Regions from separate parts of the Mus musculus genome. Here region 1 is linked to region 2. Evidence: chromatin contacts called from ENCODE Hi-C or POLR2A ChIA-PET data. All regions are on one chromosome and are shown on one strand. Each heading gives the region's core, a stretch centred on a gene start or an enhancer-like site at or near the end of the contact. The rest is flanking DNA. Distances are from core to core; before and after follow the strand shown.

The links. Hi-C counts contacts between places; a loop is a spot of excess contacts on that map. ChIA-PET counts read pairs that join two places held with the same protein, here RNA polymerase II (POLR2A).
Region 1: POLR2A ChIA-PET joins it to region 2 with 10 read pairs in embryonic stem cell. The contact joins the enhancer-like site here to the promoter of Rhbdd1 in region 2. A Hi-C loop is called at or near these places in 2 of 37 maps with a recorded cell type or tissue (adrenal gland and left cerebral cortex). POLR2A ChIA-PET finds 5 or more read pairs at or near these places in 2 of 5 experiments (Patski and embryonic stem cell).

Annotation. Positions count from the first base shown.
Region 1 is chr1:82,354,825-82,361,445 of GRCm38, reverse strand. The region is part of intron 3 of Rhbdd1 (rhomboid domain containing 1); the gene reads right to left. Among named protein-coding and RNA genes, the nearest start is that of Gm46095, 14 kb to the left of the region's middle. Within about 2 kb of position 2,368, at least 2 of the 3 ENCODE cell types and tissues checked have a DNase peak (open chromatin) inside an H3K27ac peak, as active enhancers do.
Region 2 is chr1:82,314,552-82,321,069 of GRCm38, reverse strand. Rhbdd1 (rhomboid domain containing 1) reads right to left here and starts at 4,491. Exons shown (of 7, transcript NM_029777.3): 1 at 4,422-4,491.

The sequences.
Region 1 (6,621 bases), core at 1,119-3,618, 42 kb before region 2:
GTTTCGGGTATTCAACGTTCTCTTCTGGTCTCGAGGCACTGCAAACATGTGGTGCACATAAAATACTCAGGCAAACATGCAGAGCAGATGGAAGGGTTTATCAGGGCTAATGGCCAGGAACATTCATTCATAGAGTGAGGGGGGTCAGGAATAAGGGGCCATGTAAAATAAAAATAAATACCTGGAACCCTGTTGGGCACCACTGGCAAGTTTAACTATACAGAGACGATAGTCATCCTCTTGTTTTACCAAGTTCATGGGGTTTCCTTGAATTGTGGCCAAAAGAATCCTGGCCAGGATGAGAAAGATGGCATAGGCAACAAAGAACCGTTGAGCCTCACAAAGGATTCTGCTGCAGCGCAGTGCGTTCAGTTCCTATGCGGGCTAAGACTCCTGGGAGACTTAGAAAGAGGTGGTACCTCGCGGAAACAATAATCAAGGCATTACTGCTGCTGCGTTCATCCCACAGTGTGCCCTCTTTGGTGAGATGCAGTGCAAAGGCTCATGCGTGGGGTATAGTAAGGGTCGTTCTGCACGAATGGGGAGAACACATGTAAAGGAGTCCGCTGAAACAGTGGATGCAGAGGTCAGAGCACAGCTCCTCACTTTAGAACCCCACTTCTAAGTATGGTCTCTTTTCAAGAGCTCTTTAACAGCCACATGCAGAATGTTGTTAGCTGATAATTTCCAAAGGATCCCACAACTGATATGCTACCAGAAAACCTTTGTACGCTCTGACTGGCCTGGGCTTCACCATCAGGCATTCCACCAGCACCCATAAAATGACAGCACACAGACGCTAACGTGGCAGCGGGGCATTTTCTGGGTCACCTCTCAATAAGCTGCAGTCTGAAGACAATCACCGTCCCACTTTACAGATAAGCAACTAAATTTGGAATGTTTCTGAGCCCAGCGCCCCTGGCAGTGAGAAGCAAAAACTGGGTGTGGCGCTCAGTTCAGGGACCTAGAAAGGTGAAAACTGACTAGTAAATCCATGCCTGGAGGCTAAGGAAATGCCCTTCGCAGCCTTGGATGGATTTGCAGGTTCCTGGGAAACTTTAATTTGGATTCATAGTTTGCACAGAGGAACAAGAAAGCAACCACAGTGATGACAATCAGCCACAAAACCGTTCATGTAGCTCAAGCCTAACGATATCATACACAGGTTTGAACCAGAAAACACTTCCAAAACATAATCTATGCTGCTGATCTGCAGTGTTCAGCGAAGCATTTCAAAAACAAAAACAAAAACCAAAAACAATGCAGGACTTCTTCAACTCCTCTTTGATAGGGTGTCTTCAATCACTATCACTATTTTCTATACCTGTTTCTGCCTTTTCTCTGTTAGGTCTTAGCCTAACCTTAGAAACAATTACATAAAAACAACAACAACAACAACAACAACAACAAAAACCTAAGAAATCCAGATCAAAAGGGTGCTGGGGCCAGTCATTAAAATGAGCTCTGAGAATGCCCTTGAGCTATGTGTAGCCAGTAAGGAAGAAACCCCCCCAACCTCCCCCCCCCCCCATTCACCAGCCCAGCATCTCCCACTGGGTGGCAGTAGCTTAGGGTCCATGTGACAAAGAGGTGGAGCACTGTGGAGTGTCACTGCACAGTGTGTGCTAAATAGTCCATGATCAGTGAGCTCCAAGCACCTGATGGCTCTCATATGCAGTGTACTCTCAGAGACAGCAGGGTAGAATTTATAGATTTGGGTGTGTTTCTCACAGTTAGTTTCTTAGGGCAAACCCTTAAAGTTAACTGTAGGTACCAATGCTTCAGGTTTTCAGCACCGTGTTTGAAGACCAGTGCATTCCGCTTCACTCTACCGACCAAATTTCTCTGTGGGTTTCAGTCACTTCCCAAGCCCGAGAAACACACATGAAATATTCCATTATGAAAGCCACTTAACTCCTCAGAGATATGCAGATCAGAGAGAGGTCCAGTCACTCCCATTCTTATCCCCAGAAAACACCCACGCCAGTCACAAGCAGGAAGCTCCAGAGAAAAAAACCGCTTGGCCTTCAGAAAATCATAGTGCTTTGCTACGCTCTGCCAGGAGGGATGTGCGGTATTAAACTTTCCACCTAAGAGTTTTCACAGGAGGAAAAAAAAAAAAAAGGCTTTCTTTGTCACACCTTAAAAAAAGAAATGGGACAGGAAGAGCAAGAGAAGGGTGACTAATGATCCAATGATACATGTGGCTAGAACTCCCCGTGACTCTTGAGCGCCGCTTTCCCACTGCTGTTCAGCGCTTGAACACAGGAGCGACTTTGATTAGCTCCTTTCCAGTGGAGTTCTGCCACTAAGGGAGAGCTGGCGAGCACCGAGCAATCTATTGCTCACTCCCAAGTCCACTATCTCCCGTGTCTACTCGGTCGGCACTTCTGAAGCAGCAGCGCTCAGGGGAAGCAGAGGAGAGGCTGCCACCACAGCAGAGCCATCCTGTCAGACAAAGCAGGCAGGACCTGCTGTCAGGAAGCTAGCTAGCACTCTGTACTGTTCAGTATCTGTTGGGATAACTGCACCACAATTCTTTAATGGGAAAGCGCGAGCAGCAACAACAAAAGTCCATTCACACTGGTTACTGGAACCTGATGGATGGAAGGCAGAGTCCATTTTTAATTCATGGCACCTTCCTGTTTATGTAATACAAAAGAGGACTCCAAGTTTTTAAAGTCATTTTCAGCTGCCTGCATAGTGCTGAATTATTTAAAACTCATTTCACACACACACACACACACACACACCTCTGACAGTTTTTAAAATACTGTTTGACAAGAGCATTTCAGCATCTATAAAAGTGTGTGCTGCGAGAGCAGGTTCTGGGCACACTGTCTTTCATTAGCAAGTCCGAGTTATTTTTACCCGTGGTGGATCACACCTCACAATGCTGCTTTAGAGAAATGAGGAAAAGGAAGCCCCTGCCCAGAGTTCAAGTCCCTCAGTATCTATTTATACCACCTTCTAAGTGAGAGTAACTGGTTCATCAAAGTCCAGAAGGTAGGTAGCCTGGGCAACCCTCCCTGGAAGGGTACAGAGCCATGAACTCCCAACCGACACCAGGACTGAGTGTTCTCTAAGACCTCACTGAATAAAACCCAAAACTCTGAAGAAACCTAGGGATCTGGTTGAAAACAACAATTTCACCACATCAGGGAAACGCCAGGGTCTCGAAAAATTATATTCTAGCCTTTGAATCATGAAAACTCGGGCTTTTTCTTTACAAGAAAGAAAAAAAAAAAGAGGTTTGAGTAATAGGTATCTAAGTGTTTTTAAACAGTGTGAGATGTCTTAAAGCAGCAAACCGTATTCTCCCACAAAAATACAGCCCTAAGATGACCAGTCTCCTCCCTGTCTAGAGTGACAGCTTGGCCTTCAAAACTATTTACTGAAGTTTTCTTTCTACTTTCTTTTTAAAAGACTTTTTGTTTTACTGTTTTGCTTGCATCTCTGAGTATGTACTATGTGCATGTCTGATGCCTGTGCAGGTTAGAAGGCCAGACTGGATCCCCTGCAACTGGTGTTACAGATGGTTGTAAGCCACCATGTGGGTTCTAGAAACTGAACTTGAGTCCTTGGGAAGGGCAACAAGTGCTTTTAACACTGGACCACCTCTGCAGGCCTCACCCACCTTATTTTCTTGATAAAAGTCTGCCACAGGTTTGTCCACTTGATTAATCTCTTTCTCTCTCTCTTTCTTTTCTCCTTCCTTCCTTTCCTTCCTTCCTTCCTTCCTTCCTTCCTTCCTTCCTTCCTTCCTTCCTTCCTTCCTTCCTTCTTTTTTTAAGATAAGGTTTCTCTGTGTAGGTCTGGCTGTCCTAGAACTCACAAGCCCTGCCTGCTTCTGCCTCCTGAATAATGGGATTAAAGGTATACACCACCACTGCCTGGCAATGAATCTTTTCAAAACTGTAATTCTTCGTTTATCAATTCCATCATATTTGGCGCCTGTTTTATTAATTTTGTCTTTCCCTGCATTTGACCAGTTGTAGTCTTCTGTAGCTGTCTCTGTCTGCTGCAAAGGGAAGCTCCTTTGATGTGTGATCAGGGCTACACTCACCTGTGGGTGTAAGGATAAGTTTGGAATGCAGTCAGCGGTTACGCTGGTCTAATAAAGTGGTGGTACTACGTTCTCCTCTAAGATCCATGACCCTGGTAGCTGGCTAAATTTCTAGTACTAGGAATGATGTTCCTCTTGCTGAGTAGTTAAATATAATTGTACAGTTGTTAGTGCCACTGTTGTACCTCTACTGATAGCAGGCCATGCTGGTCACTGTCATGGTTCATAGGTGTCATGGTTGTGTAGGACTCCTGGTTGTTTTCCTTCCATGGTAGTTTGCATAGAACTTTCTGGGATTATCTAGACCTCAGGGAAGAGACTTTCAGGTCAGATCTAGCTCAAAATCTTCCCTGTGTCTAAAGTGTGTGGTGTCTTTAACAATAGGGGCTACACTTAAACCAAGGGCAATTGTGATAGCCTATATTGCCTTGAAAGTCTCTTGGAGGATTCTCACTAGTTGATTACACAAAACCAAATGATCAATCTTGAAATCAAATACACACAAGTAACACTAAATAAACTCAGCAGGTGATATTTATTACACATATTTGTATATAAGAATAACAAAGTAAAGAGGCCATGAATTTTAGTGGGAGGGAGCAGATCTGGAAGGAACTGGAGGGAAGAGACACTGGGAGAGGTTGGAAAAAGGATATTTTAACTACATATGTGAAAACTTAAAAAAAAAAAGCTTTTCTTATAATCAGTCCTATCTCCTCTCATTTCTTATGTTTTTCCCCCTGTTTGAGCTTCTTATAGGTTTAGTTACTTTCACAATTTTCCAGCTATAGAAGAAAATGTGCTTATGTACTGTCGTGGCCACAGGTTTAAATACAATGGTTTTTCACTAGCCGTCTGTAATGCCTAATTTCTCCTAACCAGAAACCTAAATTCCCAAGTGATTCAGGGTTCCTACTATTCTGTGTGTTTACATTGAGCATGATCAAGTCACTGTGGTCACCCTGTGAGCAGAGAACATGGTCTACTGCATCCTGCATTTGGTACAGGACTGAGGCAGCCTCTGAAGGTCCTCAGCAGGTCTCTCAGCTAAGCAGGGGCAGCCATTTGCTGGCCCAGGGCAAGCATCCAGCCCTGCTCACCTGTTGAGACATCAACTCCTCTACTGGATCAGACTGCCACTTCTCAGCCGAGTCCCAGACAGCACCCAGTTTTCCATTGTGGAAATGGACCACATTTTCTGTATCCATTTGACAGTCGTGGGATATCTAGGTTGTTTCCAGCTTCACAAATAAGGCCTCTATGAACATAGTGGAACACATGCCCCTGTGACATGGTGGGGCATTTTTTGGATATATTCCCAAGAGTGGTATAGCTGGGTCTTCAGGTAGATCTATTTCCAATTTTTTAAGGAACCTCCAGATTGACTTCCAGAGTGGTTGTACCAGTTTGCAATCCCACCAACAATGGAGGAGTGTTCTTCTTTCTCCACATCCTCTCCAACATGTGTTGTCACCTGAGGTTTTGATCTTAGCCATTCAGATTGGTGTAAGGTGGAATCTCAGGGTTGTTTTGATTTGCATTTCTCTGATCACTAAGGACTTTGAACATTTCTTTAGTTGCTTCTCAGCCATTTGAGATTCCTCAGTTGTGAATTCTCTGTTTAGTTCTATCCCCCTTCAGCCCACCTGTGATTTCCAGCCTTGGGTGGCAAACTTTGATCTTCATCCTGCTGGGGCTGGCTCACCCCAAACTCTGATTTTATTCAATTAAGATTTATTATGAAACTCCAATGTACCAACCAGTGTTTCAGAATAACTAGATGATAAGATACACAACAGATTAATATTATGAAATAATGCCACTGTCTAGTTAGATTTCAATGGCTTGGCTTTTCCACTATAAATAACGTATTCCCATGAAAGAAAATTTGGGAGAAAAATATTAGAAGAAAAAACGATAAAATAACTTATACTTCCTCTAAGTTAGCCACTCTTAGTGTTTTGGTATGTTTCTCTTTAACTCTTTATGCATGGGAAGTTTTTACATTGAAGGAAAAGACAAAAACAAAAACTGGGGGTAGTGGCTTAGCAACAGAGCATTTAGTCAGTATGTGTGTGGCCCAGGGTTCTATGCCAGGGTGTAAAATATATAAAAATAAAGTCAAACCATATTATAAATAATGCCTAGTACTAGGCTTCCCACCTTTATTTTACCATGAGTATTTTCCAAATCTATTAAACTAATCCCTAGCAATATTTTAATAGCTGTATAATATTCTACTGTATAACAATTACTGAATGAGCATTTAAATGGCTCCCCACAGTCCACGTCAATACATAGACTGATGCCAATCATTTCCTTTATTTTTTTTTATTTATGGATATTTATAATTCTTACAGATTCTCAGAAATGAAGGAACATAATCCCCTTTTCTGGTCTGGAAACTTGTTATCTATGCACCGTGCAGACTGCCCGCCCAAGTGTACCATCTACCAGGTCACATCAAACACCCAGGTGAATACAATACTGAGAGCTTTTTTTTACAAGCTCATTAACTTACTGAGGAAGCAGGCTCATGGCTTTAAGGTCTCGTT
Region 2 (6,518 bases), core at 3,242-5,741:
CTGAAGTTAGTCGGGAGGGGTCAAGCATGGCATGTTGCCTGGGACAGACCACATCCTCCGTCTTGCTGAACTCCTCTTTATCCACTAGACAAAGAAACTCACACTTACTTCCTAAGGCCGCGGAGGAGAATGGATAAAAGCGCATAGCACGTGAAAGCGTGTAGTACACCACTGAAATTCCGTTTTCATTTTCCCTTCCTGTCCATAACGTAATGAGACGTCTCCCAGTGGAACCGGACTTTATTGCTTTGTAATTATGATGTGCATGTAACAACGTCCAAGAAACTAGATGGTAAATAACACCGACATGCAAGCCTGAATGCACACTGTCAGTTGGCTATCATCTGGATCCCAAAGGGCGCTTGCACACTATCTATTGCATCCCAGAAATATGACACATTTGCTTTTCTGAATACAGCCAGAATTACCCACCAGCTTTGAAATATCATCACCATGATGCTGCAAGCAGCAGCTGCGTGATTGAAAGTAACTCCCCTCCCCCACTCTCCAGCTGTCCCCAGGAAAACCCTCTCAATGTGTGAAAATGACAGTATTACTACTACCACCACTAATAATAACAAGCTAACAAATGGTTAGATTTGAAATTATTTTTCTGAGGATCATTATTAAATTAACTTTAACCCCCCCACACACACACACAAATCTACTTCACCATATGAATGAAAACCAGATGCTATCATCCAACAAAAATCACTGTGGGTTGTATACATAAGTATCCTTCTTTTGTAGACTTTGTTCCTCTTCCTCAGTCACTTAAGAGACTGAACAAAAGTTGAAATCCTAAATAGCTTTAACAGTGGTACAGCTGCCACAGTGTCAGGGATTGTTAACAAGCTGTAGGGTTCGTTGTTGTTTTTCTGCACAGAATCCCGTTTCTATAAAATATGGGACAAACTGAAGACTGTATGTGTTTGGGAGCCTTATGTTTGGTTTTTAATCATCACCCAGGACTCTGTATGAGAACCCAGACATATGCTTAGCCCAGAGACAAAGCCAGCAACTCTGCAGGGCAGGGGATCCCCAGTATCTAGACTCCTACCATCACAGTTTTAGGTACAGCTCATGCTCCGAGCTCTGCCTCTGACAGTTAATCATACACAGGTCCTCAGAACCCCACTTCTCTGGACACATTCTGGACCAGGAACCTGTGTACTCCAATGTCACTGATCTTAAAGCCTCCCAGCTCTTGAACCTTCTGGGTAAATTTCTGCTTAACAAGCTCCAAGTTAAAACAAAATAAGTCAACAAAGAAACAAACAAAACCCTGAGAATCACTGCTTGGATGCAATAATGGCAACATTAAAGAACAGCAGTTAATGGTTTTTCACAATAAATTTAATGTATATGTACATAAGTATATAACTTTTAATGTTTGGTTCCCTACCCTCATATAATATACTACAAAGTAAACAAAAGTATGGTCTGCTATGAATGCCTTTATGCATATGCCATTCATACACTCACAGTTAAATGTAGAAGCATGAAAAAAAAAGTAAGAACTTTGACATTTTTAAAAAGTTGAACACACTTGTGTTCTATTGTAAAGCATATGTATTGAAAAAATTACTTCAGGGTTAATAACATTTTTATGCATTTATTTACAGAAGTATCTTCTATAACATAACAGCATCACATGACACAGCTGACTGTATCAAATGAAATTGGCCATAGGACAATCAAAGATAGTTTGAAGTTAATTATCTCTAATTTGGAAACTATAAAAACAACGTCTAGAAATCACTGATTATGAGAGAACTAGTGTTCTTCTGGCACGCTGAGCTGTAATTTTCTCCAGTGTTTGCTTTTTCCTCACAGATTAGGAAAGCTTTGGTTCAGCATCTCCATCGCTTAAAAAGCAGTGAACACGTCATAAAACAACCTAGTACATAAAAGATGGAAATTAGCCGGGCGTGGGGGAGCATGCCTTTAATCCCAGCACTTGAGAGGCAGGGACAGCCAAGGCTACTCAGAGAAACCCTGTCTCGAAAAAGAACCAAAAAAAGAAAAAAAACAAAACAAAAAACAACAACAACAAAAGATGGAAATTAACAGGGCAGTCAGAATTAAATGTTAAACATTATATCTTCCCCTTTCAAAAAGAGACATTACCTAACATATAATGTAGTAGTAACAGTTAACACAGCATCTCATTTAACTTAGGTAGCTTCTACTTTACAGGAGAAATTAAAACTGGAAGGAAGCTAATCTGTCTATGGGGCATAATCAATACACAGAGGGAGGAATTCAAGCAGGGCTTGCCTGACCCAGAACCACAGCTATCTATCTATCTTACACAGAAAATAATAAAACATTAGGAGTCTCTGAAAAACAATCGCTTCATGATGGGACAGTATCACTTTGGTGGTAAGGTTAACTATTATGGATAGAAACAGGTATCACAAGTGATATATTTACATGACAATTTATTGCCCATAATATTCTGGAGTCTCAGCATGGCCTTGGCACCAGTGCTCTTTAGTCAAAGCTATGTGTTACACAGGCCACCACTAGTCACTGACCCTTTTTAACACTGTAATGAGCCTAGACTCAAGAACAGTAGCTTCAGACCCCAAATGATTATTTCTTCCTCTAGGTGAACCGTTGGAGAAAGGAATAGTTCTTAGAAAATGTTCCATGTAGTAATTTGGAGAAATAAAATAAAAATCATCCCGTTGGGAGCCTGTCCACTTAACTGTGACCGTCCCCAATGGACATGAGCCCTTCTTTGCTAAGATGGAGCCATACCATATATAGGGACAAAAGCTAAGGACAGAAACAGCTTTTGGTGGCGGGGTGCTAGCCACCACTGTATGCTTCTTTGTAACTCTGGTCTGGCCTTTACCAAACTACAGGACAAACTTAGGTATAACTAAGTTGAAGAAACAAGAAGGGCAAAGACCTTTAAACCACCTTGGCACAATTTCTAATAGTTCATTTTCTAAAATACCACAATGTAAATAAAATTAGTGGCATAACGGACTGCTGTAACTTTCTCGCTTGATGTGGCTGTTTGCATAGGGTCTCATGATGTAGCTCTGACTGGACTCCAAACTTAGGATATCTCTTGCCTCAGCCTCCTGAGCATTGCTGTTACAGGTGTGAGACATCCATAACTATCCTGTATCTAAATTTTTACTATTCATAAGTAGTTGGGATAAAAGTCTTTGCAGCAGTCATAAAATCATGCACTCCAACTGCTCTCTAACCCTACACCTCGTCCTTCCTCCACGACCTGTGCGCTTTCTTCATGCAGGTCTAGTAACTTCTCTTGGAGTGTTTTGTATGGGTTATTGCTACCCACTTGTTTTCACATGTCAACACTTAGTACTATGAAGTCACAGTTAAATGATTCGGTCAAGATTCCAGATCTAGAAAATACCTCACCTTACTCTAACCTCATTATGTATAAAATTCCATAACGAGTGAGTACTTTTTACGCTGTTATTCGTCGAACTCAGTACCCGGAAGTGCTAGAATGGACCGAAAGGCTTGCTCAAAGGGGTATGACACTAAAATCTGTACTGCCAACAATTCCCTCAGAAGATGCTGTTGATGGAGAGCAAACCCAGGACCAAGGCAGGAGCACTTGCTCTCCTGGAATGTACCAGAACACTAGAAGATCCGAAGCAGAATCAGTAATAGAAGCAGGAAGAAGGTAAATGAGGTTAGGACGTTGGGATGAAAAGTAGAGGGGGAAAAAAAAAAAAAAACAAAAAACCTGGCACCATGCCCCCCCCCCCAAAGAAAACCTGGTGTCATGAAGCTACTGAAAGGGACTTTTATAAATGAGTCTGACAACTGAATCTTAACCGTGCAATAATTAGATATTACAGTTGTTATTGTTGTTGTTGTTGTTTTAAATAATGCCTGTTTTGGAAAAACGGAAAGGCATGTGTGAAAAGAGAAGAGGTGAAGTCCCTCGGGTGTATGTCTGTCCTCTATTCTGTGGTACAGACAGCCTTACAGAGGTTAGGATGGGTCTGTGTGTTTGAGACAGAAGTGGCCGCCCCCCCAACCACCTGCCACTGCAAGCTCTGTGCAAGCTGATGCAACTTCGCCTCAAACTTCCTGAAGTCGGAGGAACCTCGCAAAAGCCTATCCGGGCAGCCTAGATCTCCATGAGCCAGGGAAGCGGTACCGGTGCGACTGCCCCTGCGACCCCATCCCGGCCGGCCGGAGGGGAGAAGAAGACCCGGACCCGGCGGGCCGGCTCCTCCGCCCGGTCCCTAAGCAGCACTTCCGCCCAGCGGACCCTGGCTGGCCCCATAGCAGCGCTTCCGCCCGGCCCGCAGCGGCCCGGATCTCAGCCCCGGCCCCGCCATCCGTGGTCCCGGGAAGCCGCAACACACGCCGCACAAAAGCGATGCCATACACTCAGCTGAAGAGACGCGGAAACTCACTCTCTCTAAGACCCGCTTGCGTCCTCACGTACTCCCGCGCTCGTGCGTCACTACGTCTGGACGCCGAATCCGGAGACTCAACTTCCGGCACGGACGCCGATTCCGCAGGCTCCACTTCCGGCGGCCTAGGGAAAGGAGCGGCAGTCTGCGCATGCTCCGTGCTTCGTACTGCCTTTTCGGCTTCCTCTAGCTAATGCGTAGCGCTCATCCTATTCAACCCTTAGCAACAAGGGTGTCGGTGTGCTTTTACAGCCATAACTAACTAATAATCACTTACCACGCGCACAGCGCATGAGTCGCCTATGGCCAGCTCCCTCAAGGCCAAAGTTTCTTCCCGGTGCAGTGTAGTCTACCAAGTGGACGGTGGAGACAGTAGCTGTTCCCAATGGGCCTCAGGAGAGCTGCTTATCCCAGAAAGTAGGCCGGCGAAACAGGGCCACGGTGTACATTTCATTCCCCAAGCACAAACACGAGGCCACACTGCTTAGCCTGTTTACTGCTTTAAGGGCTCGTGAGAAAAGGTTTTTGTGACTTAGGTCGTTTGATGCAATTTTCTCCTTCTAACGTGGAACCAGTTTCATGGGCAGCTTCTTCTAAAGGCAATGCTGCATTTGTGTCCTACAAGAAAACGATGTTTGGTGTAATTATTTTTCTAGTAATTAGAGGAGAGCTCCACCTTTTCAAGGCATGAATTGGGTGCAGGTATATTTACCAAAAGGCTTAGTAGCCACGTCTAGTTAGCATATTAAAAACTTCCCAGTCCCCCAAAAGTTAATCTTCTATTGTATAACAGAAGAAATTCTCCTAAAAAATTTTCCCTTGTAGTTGGAATTTGAATGAAAATTTCCCACACTATTAGGAGATATAGATGAGAATTTCAAGTGACAAAATTCTTAGCAAATTCAAGAATGAATTCTTATAATTTAACCCCTTTCAGGTATAAAAAAAAGTGGGGGGGTATGTAAGTCCAAGACTGACATTGCGAAACTGCATTCCTGGAAATGGAACCCAAGTGAGTAGGGGGAACTAAATTGCATGTAGAAATATATCTCCTTAGGAAGAAAACATGAATGCAATTTCTCAAAAGGAGAGGTCTCTATTTGTTCTTCCCACCAATTCTATGCATCCATTCCATTAATATACTCTTGCTTTATATTCTCTGTCAGTCTACCCCTTTCTATACTTACACTGTTTTTGTTATTATCTTGTTTTTAAGTGCAGAAGTGACTTTAAAAGAGCCGCAAATCAAGTCTCAAATCAGTAATCTCAAAAAAAATGCAATTGTAAATAGACAGGGCTTAGGAATGTTCTTGGGGAGCAGGCTGTGATGGTGAACACTAATGACCCCACAGTTTGAAGGTAGAGACAGGAAGATTGGGAGTTCAAGGACAGCCTCAGCTATATAACTTCAAGACCAGCTTAGTCTATATGACATCCTGAATCATAAAAAGTAAAGAAAAAAAACATTTTAATCCTATTTTAAATATGAGTAAAATGTTTCATTGGCATATAAGAGGACAGAGAAAAACCATTTTTTTAATGACCTCACCAGACATAGGGGCAAACACCTGTAATCTCTCCACTTGGAAAATAGATGCAAGAATATCAGGAGTTCCCATTATCTGGGTAATAATTTCCTAGCCTAAACTTTAATAGAGGGACAGTCAGAATTCTTACATGTAAACAAAGCTTAAAATTACTAAAGACTCAAAGCCAGACTAAGTCCTCTAACGTTTTTGTAGAAAAGCAAGTCATTGTTACATTACCTTGTAAAAATTATAATTTTTAAGTTCTCAAAAGTATTTTACTTGTCAGCTAAGATATTATTATGCATATTCCATTTAGTATATGAAATATATTTATGGTGTGCAGTTTTAAATTGTATCTAACCCTTGAGGGACAAGCAACAATTCTTAGCCATTTGACTCAAATTAATGTTCATAAAATATGGTGCCTGTGTTGAAACTGGGGGTTTGGTTACCTCCTTTGAACATTTCATAACTGGGTGGAAACTAGCAGAAAGGCAGATAGACATTCCCACCTTCCAGAATCCACCCTGAAGGAGAAAAGATGCCAGACAACAACACAGTGTACCAA